2 separate regions of the Homo sapiens genome follow, and region 1 is linked to region 2. A link is a loop called in an ENCODE intact Hi-C map of the cell type or tissue named here. Cell type or tissue: mesothelial cell of epicardium. All regions are shown on one strand. Each heading gives the region's core, and the rest is flanking DNA. Links, peaks and the distances in the headings are about the cores only. Region 1 holds the start of PAX7 (paired box 7). Region 2 overlaps PAX7 (paired box 7).

Region 1 (4,379 bases), core at 207-4,206, 70 kb after region 2:
GCTGATTACTACATTTACAGCTCTGGCTAGAGCCGTGGAACTGTCCCAGGGAACAGCTGAGGCACAGCCGAGGGACGGGTGACATATGCTGTTGGCTGCTGCCTCCAAGGGCACCTGGTTGTCCCTTGGGTGACTCTCCTTGCTTCTAACCACCCTCGAAGTCCTAATTTCGTTTTGGGACAATTTTAGGACACTACTGCCCCAAAGCTCCTAAATTAAATAGTCGACTTGGCCTCACAAATCCATGAACTGTGCCTGCAGGCTCTGCGAGGCTGGTAGGCAGATGGGACACAGTCCCCCCGGGTGGGGGTGACTTTGGGAACCGGGAAGACAGGCATCACTGGTGTGTGCTGGGGAGGGGAGAACGCCTGGTTGCCTTAATGCAAAGTCTACACAATTTCCTCACAGAAGATTGGGGGGACACCCAGCGCACTAATCCGGCCTCGATCCCCCCAATTTGGGGACTCAGCGGCTGCGGAGATCTGGAAGATTAGAACGATTTCACAGCCGCGGGAGTGGAGGGAGCTGACTGTAATTGAAAGGGAGGAGGCGAGAAGAGGCTCCGCTGCTGGGCCGTTCCTACCGCCCCCTCCCTCGCTCTCCCGGTCCCCCCACCTCTCTTTGTAAAAGTCGGTGTCTGAAGCCACTCTCGGATTTAATCAGAAATCGTGCGTCGCAAAGTCGGAGTCACTCGGTCTCCGTGGCGGGATATGCCATTAGCGCTCAAGAGCTCTCGAGCGCCCAACTTTATATTCAAGAGCCTCTTTAGCGACCGGCACTCGGCTCTCCTCAGTATTCTGCGTCATGTTGGGCAAATATTGTTCTAATCCGCCGCGCGTCCTCAGCCGCCTGTTTTACTTGCATTCGCTACAGGAGAGTGCCACTGCAAATCCCCGGGTTTGCGCGCTCTCCCGCCTGCGTGGCTGCCGGCGCGCACTTGATCACGGAGCCGCTCTCTTCGCCTCTGTCTAATTCAGGGACCCGGCGCCGTCTCGCTGCCCAAGGGAGCTCCTCCCGGATCGCAGGCTGCCAGCCCACCCACCCCCTCCCTGCCTCCTCTCCCCTTCCTCACGCGCCAGGGACTCAAACGATCACAGGAAGAGTAATTTAAAAAAAAAAAGTCGCACATATTTCTAATGACTTCTCTGTGACACCCTAGGCTACCTACCCTCAGAAGCCAAATGATCCCTCAGTGACAGGTTGAGGCCTTCCATTAGTTTAAAAAGAAAACAGAACAAAAACACAGGAGCGGGTCTCTCCGCTGTGCGCTCCCAGCCTTTTCTCCAGCCAGGACCCGGTTCGCCGCCGCCCGTCCTATCGGGTCTCCCCGGGCGGGCGCTGGATGTTTAGGAAGGACGCTTTACAAAATCAGCTCTTTCTTCTCGTTTGGACATTGCCGTGCCCCTCTCGCCGTTTAGAGGTTCTCTAAACCTCGCCGTTTAGAGGTTCTCTCCCGGGAGATTTCCAGAGTGCGGAAGCCCGAGTAAAAAGTTTTAGGGGGAAAATCATTACTAATTATTATTTCCAATTAGTTTGTTTCCAGGCGGAAAAGCAGGAGTGTTTGACTGTGGCTTCGGAAGAAATGGATAGCCGTGGTAGTTGAGGCATATAAAGTATCACCCATGGTAGGTGGTTCGAAATAAAGGACTGGAAGACCAATCCCGGGGGTGGAAAAAATAATTCAAAACAAGAGTAGAAAGCTGGCAGCCAGCGAGCCAGGAGAGCCGAGAAACTGTCAGGGAAGAAGTGTCTGGAAATAGTGGAAAGAGCTGAAATTCACCAGGACCTGATATTTACTAGGAGTCCAAATCTACCAGAATTTCAGCCCTGCGGGTAAAGACCGGCAGCTAGCGACCTGCGAAACGAAGGCCGCCGGGCAGTGAAACCCACGCAGAAGCGGACAAGTATGGGTCCCAGAAACTCCCTGGGTTCCGCGCCCGGACTGGGACCCAGAAGAGAACGGGATCCCTCTGCTATCGCCGGCGCCGCCACCGTCCCCTGGAGACCGCAGCCTCTCCAAGGACCCCGAGTTCCGGGCGGCGGAGTCGCGGCGAGGCCAGCCTGGGCGTTCTTACCTTCCAAAGGGAATCCCGTGCGGGGGTAGTTCTGCCCCGGAGCCGGCCGCATCATTCTCGGTACCGTGCCGGGAAGGGCCGCCATTCTTGCGCACGCCGGGGACGAATCCAAAGTCGGCAAAAATCGCTTCCCGTCCGCTCCCTTCACCCCTGCTGCGATCTCTTTCTTTCCGTCTTCTTCGTCTTCTTTTTTTTAACCTCTTCTCCCTCCCCTCCACACACACTCCCTACCCCCACCCCCCACCCCTGGCTGCAGTCAAACGCGTCCAGAAGCTGGGGAGGGGGGTGAGGTGGGGTGGAGGTTGGGGGGAGGGAAGGTGGCGACGACGAGGAAGTTCAAACAAACAAACACTCCAACCCCAAGTCCGCCTCTGCCGGCTGGCCTCGGCCAGAAGTTGTGCGGGCTGATGCGCCTGGCAGAACCCGGAGACCAGGCCCCGCGGCGGAGGGGGGCCGGGGGAACGCGGCCGGAATCGAGGCCGCCAGCCTCAGAGTGGCGAGCGCCGCGCTCTCGCGCTCTGGCGCTCTGGCGCTCGGGGCCAAAGTTTCCGAGCCCGGAGACTGCGGAGTGGATTTCGTTCTCGTATTTATTTATATATTTATTCTCTCGCTCTCGCTCCCTCCCTCTTCTCCACGCCTTCTTTCTCCGGACCACACTCGCTTCTCCCTCCACACCAGCTTTCACAGCCCCGTCCCCTAGGAGACCCGGGGACAGACGGAAGAAGGAGCCTCCTCGGGTTTCAGGGCTGGACGGAGGAGACAGGGGGTGACGGGGTTGGGGAAAGAGAAATGGAAAAGCGAGGGGGCGCGAGTGATCAGCTGGGTAAGTTGTGCAAAAGTGTTCACCGAAGTACGAGGAGGAGGAGGAGGAGGAGGAGGAGGAGGCAGTGAGCGCGATCTGATAGGTTCGGACTTTTCTTTTATTCATGAGGAGGGAAGGGGGCCAGGGCGCAAGGGAGCGGAGGACCAATAACGAAAAGAAATCGCCAACGAATATTTTTTTCCCTCTTTTCTAATCCCCGGCTCGACCTCGTTTTGGGGGAGAATTTGAACCGCCGTGAAAAGAGAGGGAGCCGATCCCGGCGAGTTGGGGGCTGGGGGAGAAGGGGAGGGGGCCAACTTTGTCCCAGTGCCTTCCTTTGATGAATGGGCCGGATCCGCCGAGTCCCCGGCCCCCAGGTCGCCCACGGCTGCTCTCGGAGTCCCGGCTGTATGGGAATGTCTGCCTCGGGTCCGGCGCCTCTCTGGAGTCTCGCCTTTTCTCTGGCCTCCGAGGGCCAGAGTCCGCCCTATTTCTCATCTTCTCCCTCGTCTTACACCCTCTGAAATTCCTCCAGTGAGGCTCCCCGGGAACCGGCCTAGGGTGACTTGAAGGGAGGAATTCTGACCTTTTCTGTGTAATGTCAGAGCCCCGGTGTCCGGTTCTTACTCTACCTTCCTGCCGCTCTGAGAAGCCCCCAGTAACCGTATCTGGTTCCGAGGCTTGGCAAAGTGGGTCTGCCAAGTGCTAGGCACAGGTTTCTTCCTCCCCTTCCAGTTCCGCCCCGTGCAGACGTCTCCAGCCGCCGCCGTCCTCCTCAGGCCCCCAGGCCGGGCCTATAACTCCTTTCCAGCAGGTAGTTGGGTTTACAGGGAGTTGGTGCTGGTGTGAGGATCTGGGGGCCCAAAGAGGTGGGAAATGGGAGGGAGGGAGCCCGTCAAGACTTGATACAGCTCTGAACTCACCAACTCTGAGCTCCTTGCTGGTGGGTTTGAGGGGACGCCCCAACTGAATGATCAGGAGTCAGGGTGGGGTGATCAGAGGTTCCTGAATTCTTCGCTTTCTGAAGCCAGGGTGACCAGTAGCCTCAACCTCGGGACACCGAGTCCTGGGGGCGAAACGCCCTCCCAGCGGGGCAGGACGCCACAACTGCAGGCCTTTTGTCTCCCGGGGGAAAGAGCGTCTCTGGCCCCACGCTGGAGGCAAAATACAATAAAATGAACCCAGCCCTCAATCTCACCCCCTGCCCGCCCTCTCTCGGCAGTGGGGTCAGCCTTGTCTTAGCCTGGGGCGCTCACCGCTGGCTGGCCCCAGGGTGTCCCCATCCCTCCCCTTCGCCTCACCTGTGACCTTTGCCCCTTGCAGCATGTGACAGATCTCCCTCCTCTCCCCACTCTCCTAGCACAAGGGGCTCATCAGATTTTGGGGGGGCCTTCTGGGAATGGGGGCCCTGATGAAAAACTTGTTGAGCTCATACTCTCTCTAACTGAGAAGACAGATGCCAAGTAGCTTTCGAATTGGAAGGGGGACACCGGGGTACTTTG
Region 2 (4,379 bases), core at 82-4,081:
GCTACAGGAAAGAGCGCAAGGCTTCCACCCACGTGCTGTCTGCAGATGTCTGACTTTCGTGGCGGTGGGATCCTGGGTGCTGGGCTGAGACCACCTACCTGAGGAGACAGGCCGTTGCTGACCGGGTTCATGTGGTTGGAGGGCGCCGCCGGATTCATGAAGCTGTCAGAGTAGCTGGAGAAGCTGTGGCGGGCTCCGTAGGCAGAGCTGGTGTCGGCGGCTGCAGCCGCTGCAGCCAGCCCGCCCTGGTGCATGGTGGACGGTGGCAGGGGCTGAGGCCGGTGCACAGTGCTGCCCCCATCTGTAGAGAGACCCAAGAGAGGTCCTAAGCAAGTGGCCTCATCCTGGACGCTGGGCCTCTGAGAGCAGAAGGCAAGCCAAGAGACTCCTCCTCCCGGTCTCCATTCCTTGGAGGGAAGGGACCACCCTCTCATGCTACCTGGGATGAGACAAGTTGGCTCCTGGGCAGGGCAGTAGGCACTGGCCAGGTCTTGACTGACAACCCAACATTCTAGACAACCCCTAGACAGGTGCACACCAGCCACTGTTCCTCAGTGCTTGGCACACAGTAGGTGCTCAATAAATGTCAGCTGGGCTGAAAACCAGACCTTGATGGGGACTCTGTTAATCTACCCAGTCTGTTTTGTTTTGTGAGCGTCAACCACTTGCCAGGTGCTTTTACAAACGCTGCCTAAGGGTATGAAGCAAGACTGTAAATCCCATTTTACAGATGAAGAAACCAAGGCTTGGTGGGCTTGGGGCACTCACACAAGATGACCAGGCTAGTGAGTGATGGGACCAGGATTTGAATGGCCTAACTCTGGAGCCATCTCTGTTCTTTGCTGCTAGGCTGTTATTCTGCGCTCTCTGGGCCCTTCTGTGCAGCTTTGCAGAGGCTGGGACCCTCAACACTGGTTCAATTTATCTTACCAAGTCACAGTGGTGCTGGAGGGGGCTCTTTGACTCTTTCCTTGGCCTCCAGAACTCCAGCCTGCCAGTCATTTAAGAGGAGGCTTTATGAGGTAGCTATCTTTTTTAAAATTTAATTTTTTTTTTGAGATGGAGTCTCACTCTGTCGCCCAGGCTGGAGTGCAGTGGCGCGATCTGGGCTCCGTGCAACCTCCGCCTCCCGGGTTCAAGCGATTCCCCTGCCTCAGCCTCCTGAGTAGCTGGGATTACAGATGCACGCCACCATGCCCAGATAATTTTTTTTTTTTGTATTTTTAGTAGAGATGGAGTTTCACATGTTGGCCAGGCTGGTCTCCAACTCCTGGCCTCAAGAGATCCGCCCGCCTCAGCCTCCCAAAGTGCTGGGATTGCAGTTGTGAGCCACTGCGCCCAGCCCATGAGGCCAATATCAAGTAGTGGTATTCCTGGTGTGTGCTGGGACAGGGCTTCTGGGGTGACAGAATGAGAGCAAGTTCCGGTGAGGTAGGGGGAGGGAACCCTTCTTCCCCTACAAGGCTCACCTTCTCTCCTGAGACCCAGACTTTCCTTTCCTCTCCCAAGGCCCCCTGATCCCCTATCCTCTCTCACCCACTCACCTTCTTCCCTCTGCCTATCCCTTTCCAGCGCTAGAAGGGAATCTTATACTTCAAGCCACTGGGAGAACTGGGCTCAAGTGAGGCCTCCTTCCCAGGAGGACCTGAGGGCTCTGACCCCTCTCAGCCCAGCCTGGCCTAGGGCTGTTCACCCCAGAGTGGGGGGAATCCCTCATAGGGAGCTTTCTCAGGTCCTCAAAGGAGACCCTGACCTTTATTCCATCTCTGAAAATGGATCTTTCCAGAGAGAGGCAAGAAAATGAGGTCCCAGCAAATTATTTAAGCCCCTTTGTAAATTTTTTTTTTGTCATAGGTTGGAGACCAACATAATCTAAAAAAAAAAATGATTCCAACATGATTCCAACATCTTCCCAACAAGTACACACACACGTGCACATGCACACACTCATGCACACACTCACACACTCATTCACTCACTCATACGCACACACTCATGCACACACCCACACACACTCATTCACTCACTCATACGCACACACTCATGCACTCACACGCACACACTCATGCACGCACTCACACGCACATTTGTACTCATGTCACTCTCTCACTTTAAAAACTCAAAGACTGTGACTATGCATGGTCCCAAAGTCCCTGCAGAATCCGTTCCTTTCCCTCCAAAGCAGGTCAGCCCAGTGTCCTCTCCTCCAAATCCTCGCTGCTCAAAGCCTGGTCCATGCTCCACCAGCTTGGGCATTCCCAGGGGGATTTTTAGAAGTGCAGAATCTCAGGCCTCACCCAGACCAGCATTTTAGTAACATTCCTGGGAGATCCCTGGTACCATTTGAGAAGCTCAGTTCTAAACAGGTGCACAGGGGCTGCCTTGGGGATCCCACCTGGCTGCTCTGTGTCAGGGCCAAGAATTTCAAGGGCAGGATTGCATCTTTTTGCTCTCAATAGCCTGCTTACATGAAAGTAAGAAATGGTCATAAAAAAAAGAAGAGCCTTTGTAAGTGAAAGTAAAGAAAGAAGGGAAGGGGCACCACTGAGATGGCAGGACGGGGCCAAGACACTCACCTTGGGAGATGGTGGTGGTGGGGTAGGTGGAGTCCGGCAGCTGGTAGGGGGGCAGCGTGGGCATGCCGGTGGGTGGGAAGCCTCCTGGCAGAAGGTGGTTGAACGCCGCCAGCTGGTTGGCTCCTGCCTGCTTACGCCAACGGGCGCGGCGGTTACTGAACCAGACCTGGGAGGTGGAGAGCAGAGAATGGAGACCCCTCGGCCAGGTTCCTGGCAGAGAGCTGCAACACATGTAGACCCAGTTGCCCAAGCCATCACCCTCTGATCCAGCCAGCATCCTCCTGCAGGCCCCGGCATTGTGCAGCACAGGACGCTTTGCAGAGTGATTTCATAGGTATGACCCCATTCTGCCCTCACAACCACCAGTGAGGGGGTTCTATATTATCCCCATTTTACAGATGAGGAAACCAAGACCCAAAGAAAGTGGGTGACTTGTCCATGGGCCAGGTTGAGTCAGTGGTCCAGCCAGTCCTGTGTGGCTCTCAGGCCAGTGCTCTTTCCTCTGCAGCTGCTCCTTCCTGGAGGGATGCTGGTGCCCTGCTTGACCACCTCCTCCAGGAAGCCCCCCAGGAGGAAGCCACGCATCTGCAACCCACCTGAATGAGACCTGCACTTCAGACCCAGATGTGCAAGCCGGGTTCTTTCTCTGGAGACTGAGGCCCTACTTTGCTTACACACCCTGGGCCTCCTTGAAATAGGAAACACACACACACACACACACACACACACACACACACACACGGATTTATCAAACATTAGTGGGATAATAACCCAACATTTTTGTCTCCCCTTCCTGTGCTGGCACTTCACGTATCAATCCATACATAGACCCATGAGACGTATTCTCCTATTCCCATTTTACAGAAGGGGAAACCAAGGCTCACAGAGGTCAAGTTGCTTGCCCAAGTCCACACAGCTAGTCTGTGTTGGAGCTGAGGTTCAAACTTAAAATCAGTCTGGCCGGGCGCAGCGGCTCACACCTGTAATCCCAGCACTTTGGGAGGCCGAGGCGGGCGGATCACGAGGTCAGGAGATTGAGACCATCCTGGCTAATAAGGTGAAACCCTGTCTCTACTAAAAATACAAAAAAATTAGCCGGGCATGGTGGTGGGCGCCTGTAGTCCCAGCTAGTCGGGAGGCTGAGGCAGGAGAATGGCGTGAACCCGGGAGGCAGAGCTTGCAGTGAGCTGAGATCACGCCACTGCACTCCAGCCTGGGCGACAAGCGAGACTCTGCCTCAAAAAAAAAAAAAAATCAGTCTGGCTTTCTAGAGCCCACTTATCTGGATTTGCAAGTTTCCTGGGACAGGTCAGAGAAAGAGGAGAATGAGGGTGCACACTGGGGCTGCCTTGAGGGGGCTCTTTTCCACCTTCAGCTTTGCACATGCTGTTCCCTCTCCCCTGAACACTCTTCCTGCAGCTGGCTCTTTGGCCTTCAGAGCTCAGCTGAAATGCTTCCTCCTACTCCTACTCCTTAATTGCCGCATCTAAGGTGGGTTCAGGTAGGTTCTCTGCCTTCTGTCAGGTGGGCCTCCTACCTGTGTGCTTCCCCACAGGATCAATGATTCTATATATCTGTTTCTTGGCTGTGCTGCTCCTAATGTCCCCCTCAGACTCAGGCTCCACGGGACAGAGGCCATGCATTCCTTGCCCAATGCCTGGAGCTCAGTAAGTGTTCAAGGAATACTTGTTGAATGAATGAAGGAGTGAATGACGAATGAATGAATGAACAAGGGGAGGCAGGATTGGCACTGGGGTGCCTTTGCTGGGGCTGGGGCTACAAGGCTTGGTTGGTGTTCCATCC

The links. Peaks named below come from ENCODE experiments on the same cell type or tissue, not always from the same donor. Only the 100,000 strongest peaks of a DNase experiment are listed, where the experiment ranks them.
Region 1: it touches region 2 in a loop (20-fold over the local background); 1 of 110 quality-filtered maps calls a loop at or near these places.

The regions. Positions count from the first base shown.
Region 1 is chr1:18,629,385-18,633,763 of GRCh38, reverse strand. It overlaps PAX7 (paired box 7), which reads right to left and starts at 2,918. Exons shown (of 9, transcript NM_001135254.2): 1 at 2,076-2,918. The coding sequence starts at 2,160. RefSeq lists enhancers at 42-577, 1-1,587, 82-1,595 and promoters at 2,135-2,411, 2,135-3,045, 2,449-3,234. In mesothelial cell of epicardium, for the core only: no CTCF peak of the experiment used is centred there; DNase peaks (open chromatin) are centred at 906 and 2,016.
Region 2 is chr1:18,699,016-18,703,394 of GRCh38, reverse strand. It overlaps PAX7 (paired box 7), which reads right to left. Exons shown (of 9, transcript NM_001135254.2): 6 at 2,577-2,742; 7 at 99-301. Among named protein-coding and RNA genes, the nearest start is that of PAX7, 70 kb to the right of the region's middle. In mesothelial cell of epicardium, for the core only: no CTCF peak of the experiment used is centred there; no DNase peak of the experiment used is centred there.